Linked DNA regions of Homo sapiens: region 1 is linked to region 2. Evidence: chromatin loops called from intact Hi-C (ENCODE). Cell type or tissue: heart right ventricle. All regions are shown on one strand. Links, peaks and the distances in the headings refer to the core of each region. The heading gives the core; the rest is flanking DNA.

Region 1 (8,328 bases), core at 203-8,202, 67 kb after region 2:
ACCTGGCTTTGGTCACTCCTTGTGGTGAAGGATCCTAGCCCTGGACACTATCCTAGCTGCTTTTAAGGGTCAATGACTTTAATAATGGATGAGGAGGAACAGTTTCCACCTCTGGCCTGTTTTTGGCCTGATGCAGGGTGGTGGGGGAATGGGGCTGGAATTGGTGGAATTAGGATAGGGATTGCCTAGTCTTAGAATTTGCCAAAGGGAGAATATGATACCATACAGCTTTGCTTCACTCAGATTCATTCATTCCCTGCTGCCATTGTCCCTTTTTCTTCCTCCAAACTACCATTTCTTGACTTCATTAGTAGATTCTAGAACAGTTAGTAAGGAGCTAATTTCACTAAGCAAACTGTAGTCAACTTGCATCAGGATAGGTAGCCATCTGAATGGCCAGTACCTGGAGCAGGACAAGTGGGACAGATGGTATTCTGCTGCCAAGTCACTGCAAATCTGGCCTTTTTGCTCTTTAGGTGGCTCCTACCTCTTCCAAGCAGCATGGTGTGAATGTCAGTGTGAATGCATCGGCCACCCCTTTCCAACAGCCGAGTGGATATGGGTCTCATGGATACAACACTGGTAAGCTGACCTTGTCTCTGGCTCGGTGTTATCTGTGGGGTGTTATTGGATAAATTTCAGGGAGGAAGACTTGGTGCTTGAGAAAATGGGATTGGTGAGGGTGTGCCGCTGCCCCAGGTATGATTGTTAATGCTTGGCTGACTTGGGTATCTGTGGGAGCAGCACCAACAGAGGAGCTTGATACTAGGACATGTGTCCACTATTTGTGACGGGAATGCCCAAGAGTATGTGTTGGTTTTTAGAATATGTTGGTTGGCCAAAAGTGTGGGTGGAAGTAGGGCAAGGAGCCCCAAGATTTTGCTGAAATGTCAGTGGAGGCAAGTGTTAATAGTATGTATGGCACTGATAGTACAAAAGGGGGGTGTATTCACTGAGTAGAAGGATTAAATGGGTTCATAGCTAGCAGCCTACGATAGGTTTGGCTTAAATCACTTTGTAGCACTACTTTTCTTATGTGTCCTTTTTTATTCCCTAGCTAGAAGACCTAAACTGTGGAGAAAAAGGAGTAGGCGTGACCATACTTAATAGAGTGGGAATTGGACTGGGAGAGTTGGGCCTTTAGGTTCCTTCATTTGTATGGCTGGTCTCTTTGCAAGTCTTTTTGCATATGTGATGGCAGGGAGGGAATTGTAGGAATCCTCTGGATGGGTACTTACCTAAAAGATACTCAGCCTCTCCCTTGCTTCCATACCTGACATCTGTGCTCTACTTTTGGAGGACAGGGAGTGAGAAGGAATCTTTGAATAATATAATTGTACCTTTTCAGCGACTTGTAGATGAATAGGGGAGGAGTAGGTTTCTCTGATTGCTTAGGGTTGGGGATGGGGGTTGTCCTTCAAAGCTGTCAGCTCAGTTACAGTTTCATGGTGATTTGGATAGAGCAGCATGTGTTTTTCACCCTTATGTGGGCTCTGGGTGGGTCAGTTGCCCACAGTTTTCAATAATTGGGAAGAGCACAGAAGGCAGTAAGGGCTAGGAACTGATAGCCAAGTGGAGCTTTGAACTGTGCTGCATGAGTTAGAGTGGGTCATGAGTTAAATTAAACAAATCCTGAGAAGCCCCATTGAGATTTAATACATAGACTCCTTGTGGCCACCCCTGTCATTGAGCAAGGTTCACCCTAAATCTTGGTGGGGAGGATTATAAGCCTTTTGACTTGGAGTGGTGGCCCCTTTCTGAGGACATTAGGTTGAAGTCTTAGTTGGACCAGGTTCACGAATTTTAAGAGGTAGGTGATGGATAATATAAGAGAATTGGCATACCTGATTCTAGAAATCCCACCTTCTTGCCTCCCTTCAGAATTCAGAAACGTATTATATCAGCCCTTGAGAACCCCCAGTTCCCAACCCCACAAAGGGCTTTTGTCATTCCATTCATTTATTTTTATGTATTTGATTCCTTTTAGGAAGAAAATATCCACCCCCTTACAAGCATTTCTGGACGGCTGAGAGCTAATTTGGCCCAAGGCTGGGGGCTGTGTTTTGTGTGTGTGTATAAATTTGCACTGAAGTCTTGTTTCAGAAACCAGACCACTGAGGAGAGCCTGCTGAGCTGAGGCCATGGCCTGCGTGGCTTGGGGAAATGAGTTGGTGGATACCTTCTGGGCTTTTGAACTTGCCCCTCCCCCATTTCCCTCTCCCCCATGTGTCTGACCCTGTCTTACCCATTTCAAGTTCAAGCGGTGCAGCACCTTCGAAGCATCAATGCACACACCTGCTGTTGCTTTTGATTTCTGGAAGGCATGTAGTTTCAACTTGTAACAAAAATATTTGTAGTCTTCAATAAACTGTGGTATTTCTTTAGCTAACTCTGGCGTTCTTTCCGTGCATGTCTTTGTGGACACTAGGAACCAATGCTGTGCTGTGGATGAAGGGTGGAGGGTGGCCTTTTTAATCAAACCCCAGCATAGCCAAAGAACTATTAATTTTTCAGTATGGTGGTTTTATGAAGGTGGGGGGAGGGGAAACAGCCTCAGTTTCCCACCTGTTGATTAGTTGGTAAAGGAAACTATTTGTAGAAATACCTGATTCTCCATGCTTATGTTGCTTCATTTTTCCATTTAGATCTTTCCTTTGCCTCTTACATAAGCAGTGGGGGAAAGGACAAAAAAGTTTGGAGTGTCATGTCATGGTGAAAGGCAAAAGAGAGAGTTTTCAGAGCTGTTAGAGAAGTATCTTTCAAGGCTTAATTCCCACATCTATCTGGTTCCTAAAGGCCAAGTGGCTAAGATCTGATAAAGTCATTAGTGATAAGCTAGTTGATGACTCAGGCTCTGTGGCGACTGTGCTATCCTGGAACATTGTTCTTAGTCCCTTGATGGCTTTTCAGAGATCGTGGATTACCAGTTTTGCATTTGTGGGTATAAGCTAAGGATGTGCAGGAGCGGTTTGGTCAGATATCTCCTTGACTATGGAAATTCTAATTCCCTCCCAGTCCAGCTAGCATACAACATTAGCCCTTTGTTTATAAAGTTAACGTGGACAGTGAGATCACCACCCTGGGTGAATTAGAAACCAAAGTATTCAGCTTTCCTTGTATTTGTTCCCAGCCCTTTGGAGTAATTTTGCTCTGTGGAGTGTGACCACCTTTCCCAGGGGCTGCCATGGTGGGAGAGATAGATTCATGTGTCTCTGCCCTGCTGCCCACGTGATTCTGGTATTGTCACTGTTTGGGGATAAGTAGGGGGTGTTGATGTTGGAAGGAAAGCAAGAGAACTCTGTAGTCTGAAGATCTTCCTAATAACTGGTGAGGGGTAGTGAAATCAGTACCCATTATTTTCTAGGTCTCTAATACTGTAATTGAGATTATTATGGCTACTACAGAGTATTATGGTTCCTGCATTCTCAGTCCCTTCAACCTCATATCAAAGATAAGGCCTCTGGACTAGAAGCTGTTTTTAGCCTAAACTCTGGAAAGAATGAGATCAGGTAGGGGCACACTGGAGCTGAATTCCTCCCTACCACTCGGCTTGAGAATCCAGTTAGTCATTTCTTCCATCCAATATAGGCAGCCTAGCCTCACTGCAGAAGGTGACCAACTATGCTATTTTTTATTTTTTTATTTTTTTTTTGCCTTTGCAGTAAAGATAAATTCTCTCTTTTGGTTTGACTTAAAAATGTTCTACTTATATCCTGTTTATTCCACCTTTACTCTCCACCCTTCCACATGAACTTACTAGCTTAAGCCTTTTCCATAACTGAACTTCCTATTCTTAAAAGTTATGCCTGTTACTCAGTGATTTGCCAGATGGGCACCTCGGGTTTGAAAAGGGAATGGAAAAAATACCCCATTAGCCCTTTAAGATACTCCTGTATCGTTCCCTTCTTTTACTTCAGTGTCTTTAGACAGTTGATGCTTCGGAGATGAGGAAGTATTTTCTCTTGCTTGGTTTTCTGTAGTTCCGTTATTTTTCCTAGTTAGTGTTTGCCCCTCCCAGGAACTATCTGGACTTAGGATGTTGGGAAGGTTTTCCAGATTAAGATACCACTTCAAAAGTGACTGTTCAAGGTGGGCTTAACTTTGGAAGGCTGCCTTTGTCTGAGGCATTGGGAGGATTTAGGTTCTAGAGTTTGAATTGTGGGTGAATGGAGGATTCCTTATTTGTGATTTGGCCACTCTAGTACACTGCTTCTAAAACTCTTTTCCATCAGTGTTCCTGATAGCAGAGGAGAAGGAAATGTGTACCTCTGATGGGAAGGATCCAAGGGCATAGACAGGCAAAGTTTTTCTGAAGCTTTGTTTTATTTTTATAAAAACTAATATATCTTTTTAAAATCATGCTTTATATTCCTAGTTAAATTACTTACTTTTCTTCACATCTTTGTTTCAAAATGGAAAGTATAAAAGATGTTAGGTTATTTATTTCATGGCTTTTCCTATCTTCTTGACCCGATGCCTTATACCCCAGGTGATGGAATATAGTATGAGTATTTATTTGTTTGAGGAGTACAAATTAGAATGACATGTTGTACTACTCTGGTTTCTTTAAAGTTGTAGTGGTTAGTAGGGAGTTTTTTTCAACAGGAAATATGAGAGTTGGGGTATGAGAGCTTTTATCTTACGGAGAAGCTGAAGTTGTATACTGAAAATGACGTGGTTTTTGTGTTCCACCTAGGCTATAGGAGATGGCCTACTCCTGTCTACCTATCCCTCCCCACCCCGCTACACTTAGGCTTAAATTGTGTACATGGAAATTGATCTTGATACTAGACCTTTACATCTTAAGTTTGAAGATTTAGCCTAGATGCTCCAAGACTAAAGAAGCTGGACTAATTGAGCTGAGGCTCTGAGAATGAGAGTGCCCTTGGGGATTAAAGTGGACTGCTCCTCTAGTACTTATGCAGTGGAGGCATGGATTTTGAGCCCAGAAATGTCACTTCAGGAAGAGAGAGGGCCAGACTGCCCCAGTCTCCAGGAATAAAACTGAGTGGCATTTGGGTGGATTGATTTGAAATGGACATTAAAATTAAAAGTTTATTATATTCCTGCTAGACTTTGGCACAGAAGTGTTTTGAAAACAGTGTATGCTAGTGAGGTTTGGTCATATCCCCTTGCCCACCAAAAAACAACTTACCTCACTCTCTCTCACGTATACTCAACACGTACCTGGGAAGGGCCAAAGAACCCTTAGGGAGCTTTTGTTTCATGAACTCTTACCTCTCAGGACTAACTTGAAGCTGGAAAACCGACCAAAATTCCCTTGCATTGGTATAGCTAGAAAGGCTACAGATATCACCTCATCTCAGGAATAAGGGCCAGGTAGCTAGCTGAGCTAATCCTCCTGTCTGTTTCCTCCTCCCCCAGGTGTTTCAGTCACCTCCAGTAACACGGGCGTGCCAGATATCTCGGGTTCTGTGTACTCCAAAACCCAGGTAGGTGCCTGGCTCTGGATAAAAGTGGAAAAGAGATAGACATAGAGGAGGTGGAGTTGCAATGGTAGAAATAACAGTGGACAAGAAGAACCCTAGGAGAGGTGGCAGGAAACCCATCCTACTTTTTCTAAATGAAAGGTCTTCTCTAGACTTCACTTCCTCTAAGAAGTTAAAATTTAGCCCTCTGAGAAAAAAAACGAGAAACGTAATAGGAAGGTAAAGCGTGGCAAATTGTTTATCGTGTCATGTAATTTACTGTGCAACTCTCCTGGCCCCTTTTCCTACCTACTCCCAACCTTTTTCATAACTTTTCAAGAGAATAAGTATGAGAGTGACAGGAAACTAGTTCATTCCATTCTTTGAGTAAATCTATAACAGTGGGAGTGGGAAAGGAGACGACCTAGTAACTAATGAAGCATTTGAGTGATCCACAGGTTTGTTATGTTGCTTTTATCCCCCATCACCATAAATACTTAAAGTTTGCTATAAAGCACTGGGGGTCTGGGGGGGCACTTCATGCACAAGACCTTCAGCACTTCAAATATCTCAGTATGTGTTTATTTCTTTTGAAATATCCAACGAGTTTTTTTTTTTTTTTTTTTTTTGAGATGGAGTCTTGCCTTGTCACCCAGGCTAGAGTGCAGTGGTGTGATCTCGGCTCACTGCAAACTCTGCCTCCTGGGTTTAAGCGGTTCTCCTGCCTCAGCCTCCTGAGTAGCTGGGATTACAGGTGCCCACCACCGCGCCTGCTAATTTTTGTATTTTTTAGTAGAGACGGGGTTTCACCATCTTGGCTAGGCTGGTCTCGAACTCCTGACATCATGATCTGCCCACCTTGGCCTCCCAAAGTGCTAGATTACAGGCGTGAGCCACTGCACCCAGCGGAGTTACTATTTTTGTAAGGAATATTGGAAGGGGTAGGGACACTATTGGTTTGCCTTTTTTTTTTTTTTTGGAGACAGTCTCAAGAAGTCACCCAGGCTGGAGTGCAGTGGTGGAATCTCAGCCTTCTGAGTAGCTGGGGCTATAGGTGTACACCACCAGGCCTGCCTAATTTTTGTATTTTTGTTTTTTGTTTGTTTTGTATTTTGTATTTTTGTTTTTTGGTAGATACAGGGTTTTGCCATGTTGCCCAGGCTCGTCTCGAACTCCTGGGCTCAAGCAATCCACCCGCCTTAGCCTCCCAAAAGTGCTGGGATTACAGATGTGAGCCATCATGCCCAGCCTGGAGTTCTAAGTTCGGATTTCATGATGTTCACATATGACATTCAGTTTTACAAAGTGCTTCCACATTCCATCCTCTTATTTGGTCTTTTTTTTTTTTTTTTTTTTTTTTTTGAGACGGAGTTTCATTCTTGTTGCCCAGGCTGGAGTGTAATGGTGCGATCTGGGCTCACCATAACCTCCGCCTCTCGGGTTCAAGCGATTCTCCTGCCTCAGCCTCCCAAGTAGCTGGGATTACAGGCATGTGCCACCATGCCCGGGTAATTTTGTGTTTTTAGTAGAGACGGGGTTTCTTCATGTTTGTCAGGCTGGTCTCAAACTCCTGACCTCAGGTGATCCGCCTGCATTGGCCTCCCAAAATGCTGGGATTACAGGCATGGGCCACTGCGCCCAGCCTTTTTTTTTCTTTTTTTTCTTGAGATGGAGTCTCCCTCTGTCTCCCAGGCTGGAGTGCAGTGGCACAGTCTTGACTCACTGCAACCTCCACCTCCCAGGTTCAAGTGATTCTCCTGCCTCAGACTCCCAAGTAGCTGGATTACAGGCGCCCGCCACCATGCCCGGCTAATTTTTGTATTTTTAGTAGAGACGGGGTTTCACCATATTGGCCAGACTGGTCTTAAACTCCTGACCTTGTGTGATCCACCCATCTTGGCCTCCCAAAGTGCTGGGATTACAGATGTGAGCCACCATGCCCAGCCTATTTGGTCTTTACAACAGGTTTGTAGCATCCCTGTTTTATATCTGAGGAAACTGAGGCTAAGAGATTGAGTAGTATGCCCAGGTTCACACAGTTCTTAAATAAGAGCAGAGCTGAGACTGAGACCTGAATATGTGACTTCAAGTGTACTGTGCCTTCTGTGACACCATGCTGCTTTCTGAGGGTCAGGGAGCTTGAGCTCAGGAAAAATCCCAAGACTAGTTTGCTGATCCCTTTTACTCTGTCTCCTCCTGGCCTCCTGGATAGCAGTCCTTTGAGAAACAAGGTTTTCATTCCGGTACTCCTGCTGCTTCCTTCAACTTGCCTTCAGCCCTAGGAAGTGGGGGCCCCATCAATCCGGCCACAGCTGCTGCCTACCCACCTGCCCCCTTTATGCACATTCTGACCCCCCATCAGCAGCCGCATTCTCAGATCCTTCACCATCACCTGCAGCAGGATGGCCAGGTAATAGCCCTTCCCCTTCTCTCCTTTCCCTTCCTCTTCCTTCCTATCCCTTAAAACTGCCTTCCCTTTCCTTTTCTTACCCTTCCTCACCACCACCTTCACCCAATCCCTCCCCAGCGCCAGTCATGGGCACACAGCACATACAGACACAAGCGCACATAACACGAGCGGCCGGCAAAGGAAATCTCAGAGAAGGGCCGGGTTGAAACCTTTTTTGCCCAATTCCTTTGGTGCCCTTCTCCTCCTGTGCCACAGTTGTCCTCATCCCATCAGACCTGGGTCACACCTTCCCTCTTTCCTCTCCCAGCCTTCCCTCTTCCCTGACATTTTAGCTTTCCCTTCTAATGGTGGAGTTCTATTGTCAAAGTTTGTCCCTTTATTTTCCATATATCCTGGTTCTGCCTCAGCTACCATATTTGCAGATGATTCTCTGTTGCCAGCGCCAGCAGGAGGAGCAGGTAATGAAATTGAATGATCATATGCTTGAAC
Region 2 (8,316 bases), core at 317-8,316:
TAAGTGCTGCAGATGCTTGGCTTCCCCTTTCTGCCAGCTTAACCCTTCTCACCTTCTCCCCATGTCCTCCAGGCATCCTCCTTAAAGTCACCCTTGGATGTCCAGAACAGAAGAATAACTTGTCTCCCTGGCAGGCTCCATCGTGGGCTCCAGAAGAGAAGACTTATAGTTCCCCACCTTGCCTGGCAGAATTGAAACTAAGGCTTTAGACTGAGGGTAAGAGAGGAAACTTCTGCCAGGAAGCAGCCTGCAGTCCACAGGAGTCCTCTCCTCTTCTAGGGCTTTTTACCAGAACTCCAGGCTGCGTTCTCCAAGGGTCTTCCCTCACAGGGATCCAGCCGGATTCCCACATGGGAAATTTCTCTTTTGGAGAGAATCAGGTCTGTTGAATGTCATGTGGCAGGCAGATGCTTCTCTCCACTGTGGCAGAAAAGAGCCCAAGTTATAGCTGCATTGGGGGCTGGGGGGCTTGAGTGGAAGTGTGGGGGTGGGAGGAGGACACTCTGCTTCAGCCCCTAGGCCTGTTCCATGTGTCCTTGTTCCCATTCCAGACACCCACCCCAAACCCCAGCATATACCAACTCCACAGTGTCCTTGATCTAGATCAATAGCTTGTCCCAAGCCCCAGTCAATTCCTGTTGTGTGGCTCTTGCCTTTCAGGGGAAGACTAACAAATCGGCATATACAGGCCCCAAGGTAGGCATCTGTGATGTTGTCTTATGTCTTTGTTCCTTTTTGGCTCCTAAAGGGGATGTGTATGTAATTTGTACTTTCTTGCTCTCCCTTCTTACCCTTAACCCCTCAAGTTCTAGTTCCCTTCTCTGAGAAGCTTACCCACATTCAAGAATCAGAAGCTGGAGGAAGAGAGGCTGGGAAAGAGACTAGCAGGAATGAAAGGACTTTAATGTTTGGGGCACTAGAGGAACAGAGAGGCAGACTGGGAATATGGATGCAGGGGAGAAGCAGCTGTCTTGGAAGGAGAGTTTGTATGGCATACCTAGGCAGAAACATCAGATGGCCTTTGATACAAGCCGTTTAGCTCTCCTGGAAATATCTACTATGTAGCCATTTCAAACAGGACTGAGCCCCTCTGAGCCAGAGGAGCTGGTTATAGCATTCGCCACAGAGGGAAGAGGGGCTGAATGGGTATGATGGGGTGATGTTATGAGAGCAGACAGAATAGATAGAGAGGATCAGAAGAGATGGGCTCTGTAGGGGGCCAACCTGCCAATACTGGAGCCAGCCTGGCACTGACAAGCCCTGGGGGAAGAGGCCAAGGTCAGGGATCAAGGCAGAGGGGATGGGGCATTCTGTGGGTTCAGATGAACAGAGGAAAGAAGAATAGCAAAATAGAAGGAGTTGGTGAGGGAGTCTGGTTGGAGGTAAGGGGAGCCCATGTAATGGAAAGGAATGAAGGAAAAAAACTATCATAGGAGCAAGAAAACATCATTATGGGTTACCATTTATTGGACATTTTGTGCTACTTGCTGCTAAGTGCTTTATTTAATCCCCACAGCAACCCAATGAATTAGGCATTATCTCCCTTTTTACATACAGCATAAAGAACTGTAACCCAGAAAATTAAAATAATTTGCACAAGGCCACACAGTCAGTGACAGAGCCAGCACTGAAACCCAGATCTGTCCAGTGTTAAAGCCTGTTCTCCTAACGCCAAAATATACTGCCTGTGTAAAAGAAGCAATAAGCGGCCTGGGAGACAAATATGGGGGAAGATTTAAAAAGTGAAGGTGCAGTCCGGGTGTGGTGGCTCACGCCTGTAATCCCAGCACTTTGGGAGGCCGAGGCAGGCAGATCATGTGGTCAGGAGTTTGAGACCAGCCTGGCCAACATAGTGAAACCCTGTCTCTACTAAAAATACAAAAAAATTAGCCAGGTGTGGTGGCAGGTGCCTGTAGTTCCAGCTACTTGGGAGGCTGAGGCAGAAGAATCACTTGAACCCGGGAGGCAGAGGTCGCAGTGAGTCAAGATCGCGCCACTGCACTCCAGCCTGAGTGACAAGAGAGATTCCGTCTAAAAAAAAAAAAAAAAAAAGTGAAGGAGCAGCTGGCTATTTGGCTCATGCCTATAATCCTAGCACTTTGGGAGGCCAAGGCAGAGACTGCTTAAGCCCAAGGGTTCGAGACCAGCCTGAGCAACACAGTGAGACCCCCATCTCTACAAAAAAAAAAAAAAAAAAAAAAAAAAAAGCCAGATATGGTGGCATGTGCCTGTGGTCCCAGCTACTCAGGAGGCTGAGGAGGGGGTATTGCTTGAGCCCAGGAGGTCGAAGCTGCAGTGAGCCATGATTGTACCAGTGCACTCCAGCCTGGGCAATGGAGCGAGACTGTCTCAAAAAAAAAAAAAAAAAGGCTGGGTGCGGTGGCTCATCCCTGTAGTCCCAACACTCTGGGAGACTGAGGTGAGCGGATCACAATGTCAGAAATTCAAGACCAGCCAGGCCAATATGCTGAAACCCCATCTCTACTAAAAATACAAAAATTAGCCGAGCGTGGTGGTGGGCACCTATAGTCCTAGCTACCCAGGAGGCTGAGACAGGAGAATCGCTTGAACCCGGGAGGGGGAGGTTGCAGTGAGCCGAGATTGCACCACTGCACTCCAGCCTGGGTGACAGAGCGAGACTCCGTCTCAAAAAAAAAAAAAAAAAAAAGCGAAGGTGAGATGAAGCTTCAGAAAATAGAGGGCCGGGGAGGACACAGGCAGACAGAAGGAATGAGCGACTCAGTCTCAGGTTTCTGGGTCAGATCCAGGTCACATGTTTTGTCTCCTATAAAACTTACACCATACTTGTCGTTACTTGTTCAGTGCCTGCCTCTTCAACTAGGCTGTGAATTCCACGTCATCTGGTGTGTAAGCACTCATGAGTAGTTATTGACTAAAGATAAGAGGGTTTGGGAAGCAGAGGTGATGGGAGTTGGGGGTTGAATATCGGATATGTAGCACAGACAGAGGAATGGGCATGGGTGGAGAATGATATTTGATTGGATAAGAGGGCTGGCCTAGAGGTCAGCAAGCAACCTCTGGAGGACCTGGGTCACAGAGAAATCTCCTGAGGGAGAACATGGAGGATACCTACTGTGTGCCAAGCACTGGGCTTATACATTATCTTACTTAATTCTTCAAATGAGCCTATGAGATGGGTATTGTCCTAATTTTCAAAAGAGGAAATTTTTTTTTTTTTTTTTTTTTTTGAGATGGAGTCTTGCTCTGCCACCCAGGCTGGAGCGCAATGGCACAATCTCGGCTCGCTGCAACCTCCGCCTTCTGGGTTTAAGCAATTCCCCTGCCTCAGCCTCCCAAGTAGCTGGGATTACAGGGGCCTGCCACCACACCTGGCTAATTTTTGTATTTTCAGTAGAGCCAGCGTTTCACCACATTGGGCAGGCTGGTCTTGAATACCTGACCTCAAGTGATCCACCTGCCTCGGCCTCCCAAAGTGCTGGGATTATAGGCATGAGCCACCACGCCCAGCCTAGAAGAGGAAATTGAGGCCAGTTAAGCTAAATTACTTCCATATGATGACACAAGAATTAAAGAGGTGAAGCCAGAATTTGAACCCACACCTGACTTCAAAGCCTGTGCTCTTATTTTTATACTCTACTGCCTCTTGATCAGTGGGATGTGTAGGGGCAGAGGAAGAAGCTCTGACAGCTAGAAGAAAAATGGGGGATTCAGTAGGAGACTGAAGGATGGAGACAGACTTGGTTGGAGGGAAGGGTATGAGTTTTGCAGTGGAGACAAAGGCACATAGAGTTGAGGTCAGGAAAATATCATGTGGACAGGATGAGTGACCAGTGAGGATGCCAACGGCAAGGTGAGAGCACAGGACAAAGTAATGTATAATGGCATTTACATCAGGGAGCGATGGTGTGTTCAGGGAGTGTATTCAGGGACTCATGGTGTATTCCTACAGCTGTCACTGGCTGTGAAATGGGGGTCTCTCTGGCTTGGGATGTCATTCACATGTAAAGTGGACCCTTTTTATTTTTGAGACGGAGTCTTGCTGTCACCCAGGCTAGAGTTCAATGACATGATCTCAGCTCACTGCAATCTCCGCCTCCTGGGTTCAAGCAATTCTCCTGCCTCAGCCTCCTGAGTAGCTGGGATTACAAGTGCCTGCCACCATGCCAGGCTAATTTTTTGTATTTTTAGTAGAGATGGGGTTTCACCATTTTGGCCATGGTTGGCCAGGCTGGTCTTGAACTCCTGACCTCAGGTGATCCACCTGTCTCAGCCTCCCAAAGTGCTGGGATTACAGGTGTGAGCCACCTCACCCAGCCTGTAAAGTGAACCCTTGTAAGTAAAGTTGTCTATGGCCTTCATATGATGCACATGGTCAATCAGTACTTTTCAGTATTTTTCAGAATTTTGAGTGCCTTTATTTTGACTGCTCTTTCCAGCCCCCTACAAATCCCACCACTCCTTATTTCCTTACAACTGTAACATTACCTGCCTGACCCCTGGAGACATTTAAGTTTGGAATCCTCTCTCTTGGCATAGGTGGGAATTCAGGCCCAGTGGAAAGAGACTTGTCCAAAGTTTCACAATAACTAGCTGACTCAAAACCCAAAATGCAGGCCTCCTCACTCAAGCACTACGGTGTCTGTAGATTAATAGCCACATTCAGAACAATTTGTCCAAATATAAATAAAAGATAAGTGAAAGTGATATCTGAGAGATGGCAAGTGAAATCCAGGAGGTTAAGATTACAGTAGCTGAAAAATAAGCACTTTTGAAACAAATCAAGATTTAGACATGAAAGAATGAGCCCAGTGGTCTAAGTTTGAGCCTTTAGGAAGTAAATTTATTTGTTATACCAAATCAGGATTCTCAACTCTCATTGTCCACCCCTCCCCACCCCTGCCCCCTTACATCAACATAGTAAATCCCACTATGACCACAAGGCGTCACTCTTGTTGTTACTGTTGTTTCATAGATTGTTTCCCAAATAGCGGCAAAGGATTAACGAGAGAGTGGAGAAGTGAGAGTGGAAGTGCTGTCTTAAGTCCCTGACAGATAGCAAGATCCAGGTATGTTTTGGGAAGGAGGTTCAAGGTGGTAGAGGTTCTAGAAGGCTAGGTTAGCAGGCATGTTGAGAATGGAAGAGCAGTGTTTTGGATGCCATCAGAATCTCTCTACATAAAAAGCTTTGCCCATCTGATTTAGTTCCTGCTGGTACTGCTGATGCTCCTTTTCAAACAGCTGGTGCAGGGCAGCTTGACGGACCTGGTGGAGAGGGCAGAATAGAGTGTGTTGTTTGCCTCTGTTTACCACCCTTTCTTATTCTTTCTTCCTAGTTGTTTTCCCATTATTTGTGTTCTCTTGGAGCTGGACTTAGCTGTGACATAAAGCTGGGTGGTAGCAGAGAGGCTGAACCAGCAGAGGGAAGCCTATCCAATTTTTTTCTCCACAGGCAAAGCCCTATGTTCAGCAAATATTTGCTGAGAACAGACCATGAAACAGGAACTCTACTAAGTAACTGGGATACAAAGATGGTTACATGGCACCAAGTGGGGACCCCGGGAGAGAGAGAGGTACCGAGAGGCAAGTGATACGCACTAAGAGGCAGTTTTTTTTGTTTTTTGTTTTTTTGAGACCAAGTCTTACGTTGTAGCCCAGGCTGGAGTGCAGTGGCACAATTTCAGCTCACTGCAACCTCTGCCCTCGTTTCAAGTGATTCTCGTGCCTCGGCCTCCCAAGTAGCTGGGATTATAGGCAAGTGCCACCATGCCCGGCCAATTTTTGTGTTTTTAGTAGAGAGGTGGTTTTGGCATGTTGGTCAAGCTGGTCTTGAACTCCTGGGCTCAAGCGATCTGCCCGTCTTGGCCCCCCAAAGTGCTGGGATTACAGGCCTGAGCCACCACACCCGATCTAAGAGGCAGTTTTGAGTCTCACCAAGATGAAAGGAGCAGGAACTAGAGTATACTTTGGGACTTTAACATGTGCCTGCCGCCTGTAAGGTGGATGCAAAGAATCACTTAATGAAAAAGAGTTTTGGCAATGGAGTTAGAGTTGTGTTGCTCTGGTGTAATGCTGAAAACCTAGAGGCAAACAAGATAAATGTGCAATGACACACACTAAGAGCTTGGAAAACTCAATGGGCAAAGGCACACAGCAGTAGTGAATGAGACTTCAGGTTGCCCTGCTAGAACTCACCATTAGTAGTTGCTTTTTGGCCAGTGCCAATTCCTGTACCATGGTGTCCTGCATCCTTAGGGTGGCATACGGGTTTCTTCTCTGGCCCAATGCCATTTGCCACAGACAGTGAGTATGTGAATTTCGCCACCTGCTCCAGGTACAGAGGTGGGGGTTGAATGGGTGGGTTAGAGTTAGGAGTAGAGACAAAAAACCCATAGAGTGAGGCTGTTTCTTTTTTCTTTTTCTTTTCTTTTTTTTTGAGACAGAGTTTCACTCTTGTTGCCCAGGCTGGTGTACAGTGGTGCAATCTTGGCTCACTGCAACCTCTGCCTCCCAGGTTCAAGTGATTCTCCTGCCTTAGCTTCCCAAGTAGCTGGGATTACAGGTGCCTGGCACCATGCCCAGCTAATTTTTTGTATTTTTAGTAGAGATAGGGTTTCACCATATTGGTCAGGCTGGTCTCGAACTCCTGACCTCAGGTGATCCACCTGCCTCGGCTTCCCAGAGTGCTGGGATTATAGGTGTGAGCCACCACGCCTGGCCCAAGACTGTTTCTTCACCTGGAACCTCTGCCCCACTGTTAGAAGACTGTAAAATCCTTAAAAGGGTAATTTAGAACCTAGTATGTATTAAGTACATAATATCATTTAATCATTACAGTAACTATGTGGCATAGGTGTTATTTTATTTATTTATTTATTTATTTTGAGACAGAGTTTTGCTCTTGTTGCCCAGGCTAGAGTGCAATGGTGTGATCTCGGCTCACTGCAACCTCCACTTCCCGGGTTCAAGTGATTCTCCTGCCTCAGCCTCTTGAGTAGCTGGGATTACAGGCATGCGCCACCGCGCCTGGCCCATAGGCATTAATTTTTACATGATACAGGTAAGGAAACTAAAAGTTGTGAGATGCCCAAGGTCACTTAATGGCAGACCTGGGACTCAAATCCAGCTTTTTTTTTTTTTTTTAGACAGAGTCTCACTCTGTCACCCAGGCTGGAGTGCAGTGAGGCAATCTTGGCTCACTGCAATCTCTGCCTCCAGGGTTCAAGTGATCCTCCTGCCTCAGCCTCCTGAGTCGCTGGGACTACAGGCATGTGCCACCACACCTGGCTAATTTTTGTATTTTTAGTAGAGACGAGGTTTCACCGTGTTGGCCACGCTGGTGTCGAACTCCTGACCTCAGGTGATCCGCCTGACTCAGCATCCCAAAGTGCTGGGATTACAGGTATGAGCCACCGCGCCTGGCCCCAAATCCAATTTCTCTAAAGTTAATATCCCTTCCCTCATACTAGTGATTCTCAGCCCTGGCTAGACTGGAATCTTCATTGAAGTTTTAATTTTTTTTTTTGAGAAATAGTCTCGCTCAGTCGCCCAGGCCAGAGTGCAATGGCCCGATCTTGGCTCACTGCAACCTCTGCCTCCCAGGTTCAAGCAATTCTCATGCCTCATCCTCCTGAGTAGCTGGGATTACAGGCGCCCACCACCACGCCCAGGTAATTTTTTTTTTTTTTTTGGAGACAGAGTCTCACTGTGTCAGCCAGGCTGGAGTGCAGTGGCGCAATCTGGGTTCATTACAGCCTCTGTCTCCTGGGCTCAAGCAATTCTCCTGCCTCAGACTCCTGAGTAGCTGGGATTATTGGTGCATGCCACCACGCCCAGCTAATTTTCATATTTTTAGTAGAGACAGAGGTTTCACCATGTTGGCCAGGCTGGTCTTGAACTCCTGACCTCATGTAATCCACCTGTCTCAGTCTCCCAAAGTGCTGGGATTACAGGCGTAAGCCACCATGCCTGGCTGCTAATTTTTAAATTTTTAGTAGAGGTGGGGTTTTGCCATGTTGGCCAGGCTGGTCTCGAACTCCAGACCTCAAGTGATCAGCCTGCCTCAGCCTCCCAAAGTGCTGGGATTACAGGAGTGAGCCACCATGCCAGGCCAGTTTTAAGTTTTTTAATATATAGAAAGAATATAAATATACATCATGCATGTACATATATCTACTGTTGGCATTTTTAAAAAATCAAAAGTACATTTTCCACATGTTGAAAAAATTGAATCTACACAGAAATACATTAAGTGAGGCCGGCCGCGGTGACTCATGCCTGTAATCCCAGCACTTTGGGAGGCCCAGGCGGGCAGATCACGAGGTCAGGAGATCGAGA

What was found. A loop is a pair of places that touch in the nucleus more often than their neighbours do. Peaks named below come from ENCODE experiments on the same cell type or tissue, not always from the same donor. Only the 100,000 strongest peaks of a DNase experiment are listed, where the experiment ranks them.
Region 1: it touches region 2 in a loop (2.8-fold over the local background); 67 of 110 quality-filtered maps call a loop at or near these places.

The regions. Positions count from the first base shown.
Region 1 is chr1:154,261,116-154,269,443 of GRCh38, forward strand. UBAP2L (ubiquitin associated protein 2 like) reads left to right here. Exons shown (of 27, transcript NM_014847.4): 24 at 477-582; 25 at 5,386-5,453; 26 at 7,642-7,839. Among named protein-coding and RNA genes, the nearest start is that of SNORA58B, 5.6 kb to the left of the region's middle. In heart right ventricle, for the core only: no CTCF peak of the experiment used is centred there; no DNase peak of the experiment used is centred there; H3K27ac peaks cover 1,386 bases.
Region 2 is chr1:154,194,285-154,202,600 of GRCh38, forward strand. It overlaps CFAP141 (cilia and flagella associated protein 141), which reads right to left. Exons shown (of 4, transcript NM_001010979.3): 3 at 6,175-6,304; 4 at 4,801-5,244. The coding sequence ends at 5,143. Among named protein-coding and RNA genes, the nearest start is that of MIR190B, 4.7 kb to the left of the region's middle. RefSeq lists a silencer at 3,125-3,354. In heart right ventricle, for the core only: a CTCF peak has its summit at 4,929 (motif pointing right); no DNase peak of the experiment used is centred there.